Regions from separate parts of the Homo sapiens genome. Here region 2 is linked to region 1. A link is an interaction called in ENCODE POLR2A ChIA-PET data of the cell type or tissue named here. Cell type or tissue: GM12878. All regions are shown on one strand. Each heading gives the region's core, and the rest is flanking DNA. Links, peaks and the distances in the headings are about the cores only.

Region 1 (2,932 bases), core at 252-2,751:
TATATAAACATATATTTATATATATTTATATAATATTTATTTATTATATAAATAAATATATAATAAATAATAAATATATATAATATATTTATTGTATTATTTATATAAATTTATTAATATAATATATAATAAAATAATAATTATATAAATATATAAATATCTATAAATATATATAAATATATATAATATCTATAAATATATATAAATATAAATATATATAATATCTATAAATATAGATAAATATAAATATATATAATATCTATAAATATAGATAAATATAAATATATATAACTATATATAAATATATATAACTATATATAAATATATATATAAATATATATAACTATATATATAACTATATATATAAATATATATAACTATATATATAAATATATATATAAATATATATAACTATATATATAAATATATATAACTATATATAAATATATATATAAATATATATAACTATATATATAAATATATATATAAATATATTTTAAAAAAGCTTATATATATAAAAGATTATATGTATATATAAAAGCTTATAAATGTATTGGCAAGTCTGACTTTCGTCCTTTTCAATTAGCTATACACAACAATACTGTGAAGTGTGTATTACTATCAGTGCCCAGAGGATGCAGCGCATCTGAGGCAAATGGGAGGTTAACGAATTCCCCACATAACGAGTCACCAGTGAAGTTGGCTTTGCTTTTCCATTACACAGTAAAGCCTGGAAAACTTCCTCAGGCTTCCCCAGATTTATGATCATAGACTCACTGAGTTGGAAGGAACCTTAGAGATTAACCTGCCCAACTGTCTCATTTCAGAGATAAGTGACTCGCTCTTGACTCCTACTCGTTTCTCTTGTCCTTGTCTAGTTTGAAATCATAGTTGTGCTAGTAAGGCAATGTTGAAAAGTGAAAGGTTTGTGTTGCTGGTTTTATTGTATTCTTACGTCTCCAGATTTATTTCTCCTAGATCCAGCCAGATTGTCTTTAGACCCTTAGGCTACTGGCCCTTGCTAACTTTTATAAACTGAGATAAATGGAATGCAAGTCTTTGAAATTACAATGATTTTGCTTCTGCAGCAGTGTGAATGTCTGTTGAATTTAGGGGGAGTGGCAGATCCAAGCAGAAGGGCGTAGCAAATGTTAATGAAAATGGTGGTGTTTGACCAAATACAACCCACCAGAGGATAAAATCACAGGCTATAATTTCAGTAGACGGTGGAGTTTTGTGTGGTCGGTAACGTCACTGGAAACCCAAGAAAGAACTTATTTTGCGCAATTTGGCCCATGTTGTTGTTTATTTTGATTACACCAAGCTCAAGGGCTCTTTTGACATTAAAAATGCTTATTTCAGCTAAAGTCCAGATTAGGGTTACAATTTCCCTTTTAAAAATTTCTTTTCCTTTTTCTGGGATTGCACTGTGGTCTCCTACACACTTCTTTCTACTTTCCTGTGATTTCTTTCTAGCCAGAAAATTATTAGCATTTCCACATAGATATATAACAAATGCTGTAATATCAGTGCTGCCTTCGTGGTGTGATGCACAAGAAGAATCATGGAGTTTTTTGTTGTTGTTGTTGTTGTTGTTGTTGTTGTTGTTGTTTTTGAGACCGGGTCTGGCTCTGTCACCCAGGCTGGAGTGCAGTAGTGTGATCTTGGCTCACTGCAACTCTGCCTCCTGGGCTGAAGCGATCTTCCCATCTCAGTCTCCCAGGTAGCTGGGGCTTAGTGGGCACCACCATGCCCCGCTAATTTTTTTTTTTTTTTTGTAGCGATGTGGTCTTGCCATGTTGTCCATGCTGGTCTTGAAATTTTGAGCTCAAATGATCTGCCTGTCTCCCAAAGTGCTAGGATTACAAGTGTGAGCCACAGCACCCAGCCAGGAAGAATCGTTTTTGCAGTGGGACTCTGGTCACCCAACGAACATCAGGATCTTTCTTGTAATATAAAGCAGAATGGAGAAATATCAATGGAATTTCTAGTATATGAAGATTTTTCCCTGCATACGAGGAAATATATTAAGTCAGAGTAGTCAGTTTGGCCTGTGTTTGAATTCTGTCTCTACCGCACACTAGGTATGTGGCCCTGGAGAAGTTATTCAACCTAGCTGAAATGCAGTTCATTTCTTTGTAAAATAGTGATAGGCTGGCTTGGTGGCTCACACCTGTAATCCTAGCACTTTGGGAGGCCGAGGCGGGCAGATCCCTTAAGGTCAGGAGTTCGAGACCAGCCTGGCCAACATGGTGAAACTCTGTCTCTACTAAAAATACAAAAAATTAGTCGGGTGTGGTGGCATATGCCTGTAATCCCAGCTATTTGGGAGGCTGAGGCAGGAGAATAGCTTGAACCTGGGAGGCAGAGGTTGCAGTGAGCCGTGATCACGCCACTGCACTCCAGCCTGGGTGATAGAGTGAGACTCAGTCTCAAAAAAAAAAAAAAAAAAAGAATCGCTGATCTGCCAGCTCCTGCTCCTGACTCACCACTGTTCGCTCTTGTGAGGAACAGTTGGTCAGGAAGCCGCGCAGCAGCCATGGCTTTTAAGAATACCGGGCACTTTGGGAGGCCGAGGTGGACGGATCACAAGGTCAGGAGATCGAGACCATCCTGGCTAACACGGTGAAACCCCGTCTCTACTAAAAAAAAAAAAAAAAAAAAAAAAAAAAAAAAAAAAAAAATTAGCCGGGCATGGTGTGGCAGGTTCTTGTAGTCCCAGCTACGCAGGAGGCTGAGGCAGGAGAATGGCGTGAACCCGGGGGGCGGAGCTCGCAGTGAGCCGAGATCACGCCACTGCATTCCAGCCTGGGGGACAGAGCGAGACTCCATCTCAAAAAAAAAAAAAAAAAAAAAAAAAGAATTCCGGAAACACACTCGTGGAGCCAGAGGTGGCAATTCACCGAATTCGAATCACTGTAACAAGCCGCAA
Region 2 (2,932 bases), core at 221-2,720, 110 kb before region 1:
CAATGGGAATTCTCAACTTTTTAGTGTTTAACATCCCTGAGGAATCCACTATACTTCCATTAGTAACAGTGCTTCATAATGGCGGTACTTCTCAACGCAAAGTCTGTTAGGTTTACAAAAGAATCCTAGATGATTCTGAGCCTCCATTACTCATCCCCAAATAGTTCTGCAATCTCCTTTTTATATACTTTAAGGGGGCATGGGATCATCATCATAATAAAACTTTTTGCCTGTAATCCCAGTGACTTGGGAGGCAGAGGTGGGAGGATCACTTGAGCCCAGGAGTCTGAGGCTGCAGTGAGTCATAATCATGCAACAGAGTAAGACCCTGTCTCTTAAAAAGTAACAAAAATAACCTTTTTATTGTCATTACAATAACACTTACGTGCTTCTTACCATGTGCCAGATATTGTTCTAGGTGCTTTATATATGTTAATTACTTTAATCTGTGTAAGCGCTCTTATTAAACCAATGTTACAGATGAGGGAAATGAAGTTAAGTGACTTGCCCACAGTCATATAATTAAATTAGTAAGTGAGGGACCTGTGATATAAACTCAGATTCTATACTCTCAACCACTAAGCCAAACTGTAACCCAGCACCTTCTGTTAAGAAGCCAGGATTATTTATTTGCTAAAACATAAATATTATCATACTCCTACTTTTCCAAACTTTCTGTTAAAGATTTTATTTACTTATTTTTATCTTATTTTATTTATTTTGAGACTTAGTCTCACTCTGTCGCCCAGGCTGGAGTGCATTGGTGCAATCTTGACTCACTGCAACCTCCGCCTTCTGGGTTCAAGTGATTCTCTTGACTCAGCCTCCCGAGTAGCTGGGATTACAGGCACGCACCACCATGCCTGGCTAATTTTTGTATTTTTAGTAGAGATGGGGTTTCACCATGTTGGTCAAGCTGACCACAGGTGATCTGCCTGCCTCGGCCTCCCAGAGTGCTGGGATTACAGCCTCCCAGAGTGCTGGGATTATGAGCCACCGTGCCTGGCCTAAAGATTTTAGCATAGCATTCAAGACTCTTTATTATCCATATCTAACCTCAAAACTGACCTTCGTGATTTCATTCTAGTATCCCATCACATTTGCTTCCATTTAGTAAACATGGATTGGGTATTTTGATCTAGGTAGAAAGGGTATAAAGACCCTACAAAGTACAGTAGAGAAACAAAGAAATAATGATCATAAACAGAGAAGGGGATTCATTTATTGAGGCTTTATGTGTCAGGCACTGTGCTGTTGCATGTATTTACCCCTTACAGCTGGGATGGCAGTGGTACAACTGGGATTCAGACTCTGGCCTGTCTCCAAAGCTCATGGTTTTTCCATAACACCAGAGGTTTTTAAAATTTTTCTTTCCTGTCAAGAAACTTATTATTGAAGTGGAAATAAGCCGAACAGATAACAGCAGAACTCTGATTAATCAGATGTGAAACCCAGCCCAGAACCCCTACCTACCTCCATCCCCAGGTCTCTGACAGGACACCACAGAGCTCAATTTGGAAACCATGCACTTCGCAATGCTGCTTTTCTTTGGTTTGGCCTTTTAATAACGTACAAAGTGCAATAGTATAAATAGTGTAGCGTGTGCAATGCATTTTGGGAACTAAAAGAAAAGGAGGAACCAGAACTAAATTTTATAAAAGAAAAGTAATTTCCACAGAGAAGGTTACATTTGACCTGCATCTTAAGAACGGGTAGGGGTTTTCCAACAGGAGAATGAAGTATGAACTCTGAAGGCAGCCACAGCAACATAAATACCCTGACCACATTTGGCATTCTCACATTTCATTGCCTTTAAAAACAAAAATGGAAACTTGGTGCCTGGACAGTGTAGTGTGGTGATAAGAGACTAAGCTGGAAGACAGGGGACTGGAACTAGACATACTGGATTAGCTACTTCAGTGCCTTGTTCTTCTTTCATGTATGAATTCAGAGGATTTCACTAGGGACCAATAAAAGCTCCTTCAAGCCATAGAAACATCATTTTGTAGATCATGTGCAATTTCTTTTCTGCTATCTTATCTGCAAATGTAGAAGAAAAACTATTACAAGTGTCATGAGTAAGAGCTTGGGTTCTGCTCCTCACATGCTTTATGATTCAGAGCAAGGTTCTTAACTACACTATGCTTGAATTACCCTAGTTGACTATATAAGGTTGTTGGGAAAAGTATGTTAATGCATGTAAAGTACATTGCCTGGTATATACCAAGGGCTTAATAAGTGTTAACTATAATTATGTGTGTGTGCACATAATACATATGTATATCTACATGGGTAGAAATTTTAAAAGATTCACAGGGTATACAGAATATGTAGACTTCGAAAATGCAATAAAACAAGAAAAGTATCTTTGTAATCTTAACTAGAAGGAATTGCTTCCAACATGAAAAACTGGACTTTTTAAAAAAATGTTTAATTTATTTTTTTAATGGACAAATAATGATTGTACGTATTCAGAGAATACATAGCAATGTTTGGATTCATATAATGTATAGTGATCAGATGAGGGTAATTAGCACATCCATCATCTCAAACATTTATCATTTCTTTGTGTTGGGAACATTCAATATCCTCCTTCTAGCTATTCGAAACTACATTTTTGTTAATTATAGTCATCCCATAGTGATACAGAATACTAAGACTTATTCCTCCTATCTAGCTGTAATTTTGTATCCTTTAACTAATCTCTCCTTGTTCTTCCCTGTCTCTTACCTTCCTAGACTCTAGTATCCCCTGCTCTACTATTTACTCAAAAAAGTGGACTTTTACTTATTGCTTTGGCCTTAGGTCAAAAAAGTGAAGGAATTGCATCTTCTTATCTGTCCTTTTGGTCTCTTATAACTTAGAAAGACTTATTTTCTTTATTATAGTTTATTTTCTAGATAGAAATAATCTATCCAGCTTCTAAAACTCC

Evidence for each region. ChIA-PET counts read pairs that join two places held together with the same protein. Peaks named below come from ENCODE experiments on the same cell type or tissue, not always from the same donor. Only the 100,000 strongest peaks of a DNase experiment are listed, where the experiment ranks them.
Region 2: POLR2A ChIA-PET joins it to region 1 with 8 read pairs; 6 of 35 experiments call an interaction of 5 or more read pairs at or near these places.

The regions. Positions count from the first base shown.
Region 1 is chr1:101,253,418-101,256,349 of GRCh38, forward strand. It overlaps the pseudogene RPS20P6. Among named protein-coding and RNA genes, the nearest start is that of S1PR1, 18 kb to the left of the region's middle. In GM12878, for the core only: no CTCF peak of the experiment used is centred there; no DNase peak of the experiment used is centred there.
Region 2 is chr1:101,143,538-101,146,469 of GRCh38, forward strand. No RefSeq gene overlaps it. Among named protein-coding and RNA genes, the nearest start is that of S1PR1-DT, 92 kb to the right of the region's middle. In GM12878, for the core only: no CTCF peak of the experiment used is centred there; a DNase peak (open chromatin) is centred at 1,674.